2 separate regions of the Homo sapiens genome follow, and region 1 is linked to region 2. Evidence: read pairs that join two places in POLR2A ChIA-PET (ENCODE). Cell type or tissue: HCT116. All regions are shown on one strand.

What was found. ChIA-PET counts read pairs that join two places held together with the same protein. Peaks named below come from ENCODE experiments on the same cell type or tissue, not always from the same donor. Only the 100,000 strongest peaks of a DNase experiment are listed, where the experiment ranks them.
Region 1: POLR2A ChIA-PET joins it to region 2 with 5 read pairs; 2 of 35 experiments call an interaction of 5 or more read pairs at or near these places.

Annotation. Positions count from the first base shown.
Region 1 is chr14:67,932,622-67,936,621 of GRCh38, reverse strand. All of the region lies in intron 7 of RAD51B (RAD51 paralog B), which reads right to left. Among named protein-coding and RNA genes, the nearest start is that of RAD51B, 110 kb to the right of the region's middle. In HCT116, a CTCF peak has its summit at 2,420 (motif pointing left); a DNase peak (open chromatin) is centred at 2,411; H3K27ac peaks cover 2,762 bases.
Region 2 is chr14:68,932,797-68,936,796 of GRCh38, reverse strand. The region is part of intron 1 of ACTN1 (actinin alpha 1); the gene reads left to right. It also overlaps the pseudogene BANF1P1. Among named protein-coding and RNA genes, the nearest start is that of ACTN1, 45 kb to the left of the region's middle. RefSeq lists enhancers at 628-1,127, 1,128-1,629, 3,003-3,513. In HCT116, no CTCF peak of the experiment used is centred here; no DNase peak of the experiment used is centred here.

The DNA.
Region 1 (4,000 bases), 1.0 Mb after region 2:
TCTACTCCTGGGGATATAACCAAGAGAAATAAAAACATATGTCCAAACAAAAGCTTGTACATGGATGCTTATTACTGCATTATTCATAATACCCAAAATGTGAAAATAAACCAAATGTCCATCAACTGATAAATGGATAAACAAAATGAGTTCTATCTATACAACAGTATATTATTTGGCAATGAAAAGGAATGAAGAATACTGATAACATGCTGCAACACTAATTTTGAAAACTTTATGCTATATGAAAGAAGCCAGTCACAAAAGAACACACATTATATGACTCCACTTTCATGAAATGTCCATAACAGGCAAATCTATAGAGATAGCAAATAGAGATTTCCAAGGGCTTGGGGAAGGTGGAAATGCAGAGTGAGAGAGTGGCTGCTACTGGGTACAGGGTTTCTTCTTGGGGTGGTGAAATGTTTTGGAATTAGACTGTGGTGATCGTTGCACAATCTGTCAATATGCTAAAAAAAGAACCCTATATTGTGTACCTTAAAAGGGTGAATTGTATGGTATGTAAATTATATCTCAAAAAGCTGTTAAAATTTTTGTTTTTTGAAGGCTTTTTATAATGTGTCCTTTATAAGATAGACCTTTCTAAAAAGGTCTATTAATAAAATGACATCTATTTTCTAATATATATTCTTGAATATGAAAGTTCTGGCATTCAACAAACAGACGTTGGCCTACTGACATTATCCTCTGGTATAATAGAATTCCGCCATAGTGAAATCCCTCTCTGCCCACCTTTTACTACTCTACTTGACCTTGTCTCAGTTCTCATACTCATCTTTATAAGATGAAGTCCTCGGCAGGCCCTAGATCCTGAAGGAGCAAATAATAGATGTCATCAGTGCCTATTATTTTAGAAAAAAGAAACAAGAAGACTGCAGCTGGGCTACTTATCTAAGACAACGCAACAGAATCCACTTTAAAATTTAAAAGAGTTGGCCAGGGGCAGTGGCTCACACTTCTAATCCCAACACTTTGGGAGGCCAAAGCAGGAGGATCCCTTGAGGCCAGGGATTTATAACTAGCCTGGGCAACACAGCAAGATCCCCATCTCTACAAAAAAATTTTAAAATCAGCATGGCCTGATGGTATGTGCCTGTAGTCCTAGCTACATGGGATGCTGAGGCAGGAAAATCACCCAACCCCAGGAGGTGAAAGCTGCAGTGAGCTATAATCGAGCCATTGAACTCCCATTTGGGCAAGAGAGCAAGACTGTCTCTGAAAAAAAAACTTTTTTAAGAGTTGTATTTGTAGAATTGGCACTACAAATCCATCTCTAGCATACAACTGGTATATCTTCTGGTTATCTTTGAAAGTGCACCATATCTTACACTCAAAGTAATTGCCTAATCATCCTCACATATGTAAAAAAAATCTTAAAGGATGGTCTTTCTGGCATATCCAAAAATTAACTCTCTCCAAAAGGATTCCTATACAAATTTATCTTATACCAAGTACACTATAATTAGTCAGATTTATTCATTCATTTAACCAAAATTTATTGAGCACTCACCACCTGCTAAACACTGAAACTACATAAATAAATTAAATTAGAAACAGACCCTACCATAAAAGAATTCATCACTGTGGAGAAACACAAATGCCTCGTAAACAGGCAATATGATAGTGTGCTATATAGCAGAGGAGAGTATGGTGCTGTCAGGAAAGCATTCAAAGTCAGAAGCCTAAATTCTACAAAGAGCCAGGAAGGCTGTAGACTATAACCAGGAGACACCTTGCTGAGGTTTCTCATCTGATCCTACCATTCGTTCAACGTATGGACATTCCCCCCCATCAATAAGAGTCAGGGATGGAACAACATGCTCCAGATTCCTCAATAATATACACTCCCTGCCCTCAAGGGGCTAATTTTCAAAGTATGTCAACTAGAGTACTCCAGAAACTCTTTTCTCTGATAGGGGAATGAAATAGAGAATACGAAACAAATAAAACTAAAAATAAAAGGTATTATTTCATGTATTATTTAACATACTCTACAGGAAGGGGGTCAAGATTTTAAGTTGAGATATTTTAAACTCCCTTTAGCTATCAACTCTCTGAGGGTAGAAACAGCATCTCGTATCCTCAGCCAGAATTCCTAATTCCCATTAAATACGTGTCAAATAAATAAAGAAATGAAACAATGGTAAGCAACAAATGCCATAAATACCACTTTCCTGAGCTAATTACTGATGGCATTTTACTACTTCCTTCACAGTACGCCTGTTTACTTTCTCCTTTTCTCTTCTCTTGCCCTCCCACTTCTTTCCTCTCTTTTTATCTTTATCTCTTCCTTTCTCTCCTATTTGAAATCTGCATCTTAAAGACTGCCACCAGCTGCTCTCACAGGCAATTGCTTTGCTAAGTAGGCCACAAGGATCCTAGTGAGCAATGGAGTATTCACAGTTTTCTAATTAAAAGATGCCACCTAGTGGTTACAGTTCCCTTCATCCTGATTGTACCAGGAAACATGAAAGTTAAGCAGTATTAACAAATTCCAGGTCTTCTGTGGTGCCAGCTTGGTCTAACGGCAGCATCAGATACAATGAACCCATTTCCTTTCACATCTACAACCAAGCTGTCAGAAGTAACTGATGTTGATAGTCTACGAAGCTTTGTAGTCAGGTGTATATTGACTTTATTTATTGCCCTAAAGTAGACAAATTTGTTACTTCAATTCTGGTAGAATTAAAGGTATAGGCATTGCCTGACTCAGCAGGAGCATAGAGGTAGCTTCTGCTCTTCCTGAACTCCTCAGCAGAGATGTATTCAAGGTGGCTAACTAGAGAGATTGGACACTCACCCTCTCCAGAAAGAACCAAAATTACTAATATATAACCAAAATAATCACACCTATAATAGAACATCTAGAAGAGAACACTAGTGTCCAACAGGATCTAGTCACAGGAAACACCTGAGGCAAAGAAGGAGAAGGAAGCAAGTGACCAACTCAGCCAAGATCAGCTATGAGCCCCAAGGGACTCATTATCATAGGGAAGGGTAAGTGAGAGAACCTTAACAATCCATGTCCCCACTGTGGACTGCAGCAATCCAAACCATGGGAGAGCTCCTCTACCCACACAAACCCTGATACTAGCAAGGGTGGTGATCTGGAGACCCACAAGGGCATTGCACCAGACAAGGAACTCATGCTGGGTCAGTCACACCCCCAAGGCCTAAGCTGCTACTGCAGAGCACTACTGTGAGAGCACAGCTGTCATAGGACTGCATCCTGACCTGGAAATCAGAGGCCCCATATCTCCACATTCTGGGATCTCCCACTAACAACCCCAGTGTTGACTCAAATGGCTACAGCAGCATAGCACTGGCTGGACCCAAAGGTGCTCCAGGGTCCCCAGTATTCTAGCCCATGGAAAACACTACTCCTCAGGGAATGGTGCAGTGTACCAAAAAGTTACAGTGTACCAAAGGTGCATTCTACCGGAAAGGCAGCACAAATTCTGTGCTCAAGCTCACAAGTGGAAAGATCTCCTCCCCTTCTCTGCATATTGCCATAGCAGTAGCTGTCACTAGGAACCCAGATGGGTAAGCATAATAGCTGTCTGGAGCTGGAAGCAGTGACCCTGCCTGCACCAATGGAGTGGTCTCTGTGCTCAGGTTTACACATATACAACAGGAGCCTCTCTCCTCCTCTGCACACCACTACAGCCGCTGCCACTGCTGCTATTGCCAGGGGCCAGGGTGGACAAGCCGGAGGAGCTGCCTGTCTGGGGCTGTAAGTAGTAACTGTGCCCCCACTGGTGGTGTGGCCTCCATGCTTAGACTCATACGTGAACATGGGGCCCCTCCCCTCCTTGGCATAGCAGTACAGTACTGTTGCTGCCAAGAGTGGACAAGTCTAAGAGCTGTGTGTCTGGGGCTGTGGATAGTGACCCTGCATCACAGCCACCATCAACATTAGCACATACTGCTTGGGACCCAGAGGGTCTTCTCCTCACTGCTGCTGCCACTACCCACACCA
Region 2 (4,000 bases):
CAAGTGTCCTTCAGCCATTCCTGGAAGAGGTCTTCAGTTTTCTTCAGCACCAGAAACTGGCCAAGGACAACATAGGCTTTGTCAAAGCCCCTTTCCTCCGGCTTCTTGCCCAGGACTTCACCCGGCCAGGCTCCCCACTGGCTCTTCCCCCATGGGCTCTGCCACGAACTCTCGGTGCTTTTGGAAGGTTGTCATCTTGATTAGGCCTAATCGGCAGCTTCAATTCCCGTAACAGTTCCTCCCGCCACCCCCTAGACAGACTGTTCTTTTATTTGCATACTTAAAAAAAAAAAAAAGGTAATGACAGCACATTTTGGTACAAAACTCAAACAAAAGCATATTCTGTGAAAAGCAAGTGTTCTCTACCCCCTGCCTTCCCATTTCTCTCCCTGGAGGCAGCCGATGATCCTGGTCCTTCTGTGTCCTGCTAGGAATGTTCTAGCATAAAGCTTTTAGATGCTGTCCGGGACACTAACGTCAGGATTCTGCTTGCTGAGAAGGGTTAGGAGCTGGCTGTCTTGAGACAGAAACACTGAGTATGTTTTGAGTTCATGGAGATGAAATTGTCCCTGGGAAATTTTTTGGCTTTCTTTGAGAGCCCACCAATCAGAATAAACCCTACACAGGAACAAAAGATTGTTGCCGGGTGCTGTTTGGTTGTGTCTTCTCATTAGGCGTGTTCTGATGGGAAAAGTTTCTGGGCTCCAGCCTGCAAGGTAGGAGGGACTTGTTTGCGCTAGCAGAGCTGGAAGGGATTGAAGTGACTTATCTGAGGTCACACGCCTGGCTGAGCCAGGGCAGGTCCCAGGTTTCCTGATCCCATCCTCTGAACACTTAACTCCCCTGGCCTGAATGGTGGCTGGTATTTTTGATTCCGGGAGAGTGGGAGGATGTGCTTGGAAGAGGTGTGGCCAGCACGTGAGTTTGGAGCCTGGGCTGTCCCACCACTGCCCAGCTAGTCTTGTTTGGCTGCAGGTGGGTTATCTTGTTTATTCCACTGTGCAACAAATGGAAAAAGCACCTTTGTCAATGGAGGCTTCTCTGGGGAGGTCAGCCAGAGTGGATGGCCTGGATTGTGTGTTGAGGCTTAAACATCAGAATAGAGCGCTCTAGCCGGGTGTGGTGGCTCATGCCTGTAATCCCAGCACTTTGGGAAGCCAAGGTGGACAGATCGCTTGAGGTCAGGAGTTTGAGACCAGCCAGGCCAACATAGCAAAACCCCGTCTCTACTAAAAATACAAAACTTAGCCGGGCGTGGTGGCACGCGCCTGTAGTCCCAGCAACTCAGGAGGCTGAGGCAGGAGAATTGCTTGAACCTGAGAGGTGGAGGTTGCAGTGAGCTGAGATTGCACCACTGCACTCCAGCCTGGGCAGACTCCTCTCAAAAAAAAAAAAAAAAAAAAAAAAAATGAACAGAGAGCTCTCTGACAGGAGAAGGGAGAGGGAGCAGATCATCATAAAAACCAACCACATTGCCAGGCACAGTAGCTCATGCCTGTAATCCCAGCATTTTGGGAGGCAGAGGCAGGTGGATCACCTGAGCTCAGGAGTTCGAGACCAGCCTGACCAATATGGAGAAACCCCATCTCTACTAAAAATACAAAATTAGTTGGGTGTGGTGGCACATGCCTGTAATCCCAGCTAGTCGGGGGAGGGTAAGGCAGGAGAATAGCTTGAACCTGAGAGATGGAGGTTGCAGTGAGCGGAGATTGTGCCATTGCACTCCAGCCTGGGCAACAAGAGCAAAACTCCATCTTAAAAAAAAACAAAAACAAAGCCCACAACCAACCACATTTACAGACAACTGTAAAACAGCAAAAAATCCTAATCAGTTCAGTTACTGGAGTGCAAGCCCTGTTAGCATTTTGATGTGTTTTGTTTTTAGTCATTTTTTTCATGTTTGTGTGATTGCCCACATAGTTTTAAACTTGCAGTACATACAGTCTTGAATCCTGCTTTTTTTGGTTAATTATATATAAGCAGTTTTTTTCATAGTAACATAGTTTCAGAACCCATCATTTTGGCCATGTAATATTTCATTAAGTGGATGATGAAGCCTAATATACTTAACCTAATACCTTATTAATACAATTTCTGTCTCTTTCTAATTTTTCTCTCTCAAGGAATACTGGCAAGAACATTTGTATGCTTACAGCCTTTGCTTTATATTTAGAATTATTAGTCTTTATTCAGGATGGTGGCCCAGAATTGGGCTAAGGGCTGGTGCCCATCTTAGTTCACCTTGGTGAGTTGCTGTCCATCAGAGTTGTACCAATCGCCTGCCCACAGTAATGTGCCTTTGTCATTGAACCCACCAGCAGTGGAAATGATCAGAAAACTACTTTGCACATGTAATAAGTGACAAATACACCTTTTGAAAATTCACAAGCATGGCAGCATGTGCGTGACATGTCTAACCACAGGCCCTTGTGACAGGTATTGACGTGGGTTCCTCATTGATCCAGCCCCAGGAGAGGCGCGCCCGCTGCCCCTTACGGGAAGTCTTGCCAGCTTTTGCCGACTCCCAGATGGCTGATGTCCCCAAGACCTGTCAGGAGTGTTAACTGTGGTAGGCACAGCTGTCTGCTGCGTGCTTGTTTTAGCATGTCATACATTATTACGTGTGTAACTTTATTAGCAGACTTAGAAAGCTTTCATGTTTTCCCATTGTGAAACTAAAGACCCATTGGGTCTTAATTCACATTTAGCCTGCTGACATTTTTGGGGGGCCTGTGGGATGTCTTATTTTTATATTGTGGCAGCATTTCAAAACTGAGGGAGTCTACATAAAAATCTAGATTTTTTTTTTTTTTTTTCTTGAGACAGGGTCTCACTCTGTCACCCCAGGTTGGACTGTAGTGACACAATCATGGCTCTCTGTAGCCATCATCTCCCAGGCTCAAGCAATCTTCCTGCCTTAGCCTACTGAGGAGCTGGGACTACAGGTGTGTACCACCATGCTTGGCTAAATTTTGTTTGATTTTTTCTGTAGAGATGAAGTTGCCCAGGCTGGTCTCGAACTCCTGGACACAAGTGATCCTTCCACTTTGGCCTCCCAAAGTGCTGGGATTACAGGCATAAGCCACTACACCCAGCATAAGTTCAGATTTCTGTCTCTTCTTCATTGGAGGTGTGGCAGCCAAGGGCCTATGTTCCCATATGAGGCACAGAGGAGCTGCTTCTGCCCCGGGCCACCTCCTGCCGTGATACAGAGGCCGTATTCTAGTTGCCATTGAGTAGCTCTCATGCACCCTAGTATACTTGTATTTCAGGATAGCCATGTTTTCTTCTGGGTAGAAAAACAAAGGATAGCCCAAGAGGGCCACTGTTTCAAGAACAATGCATAAGAATACAGGGAGGTGGCCGGGCGTGGTGGCTCATGCCTGTAATCCCAGCACTTTGGGAGGCTGAGGCGGGCGGATCACTTGAGGTCAGGAGTTTGAGACCAGCCTGGCCAACACGGTGAAACCCCGTCTCTACTAAAAATACAAAAAAATTACCCAGGTATGGTGGTGCTTGCCTGTAATCCCAGATACTCAGGAGGCTGAGGCAGGAGAATTGCTTGAACCCCTGAGGCAGATGTTGCAGTGAGCCGAGATCGCACCACTGCACTCCAGCCAGGGCGACAGAGCGAGATACATCGCAAATAATAATAATAATAAAAAAAATACAAGGAGGTAAGGACTAACTTGTCCTACACTTGACCCCTCCTTGTGCCTTAGTTTCCTCATCTCTAAAGTGGGGAGAATAATACTTGTCCCACAGTGTCATTGTGATGATTCAATGAGTTAAAGGAGGTAAAGCACTCAGGAGAGGATCTGGCGTGTAGCAAATGGTCAATACGTATTAGCTGCTGCTGTTATTACGATCTGTGGCATATGTGTTTGTCTCCTCCAGATGAGGAACTGAGGGGTGAATTTTGCTTGTCATAGCTTGGGGTTGGGCGATGTTACCAGCAACTAGGGTGTGGTCCAGGGGTGCTGCTGAACATCTATGATGC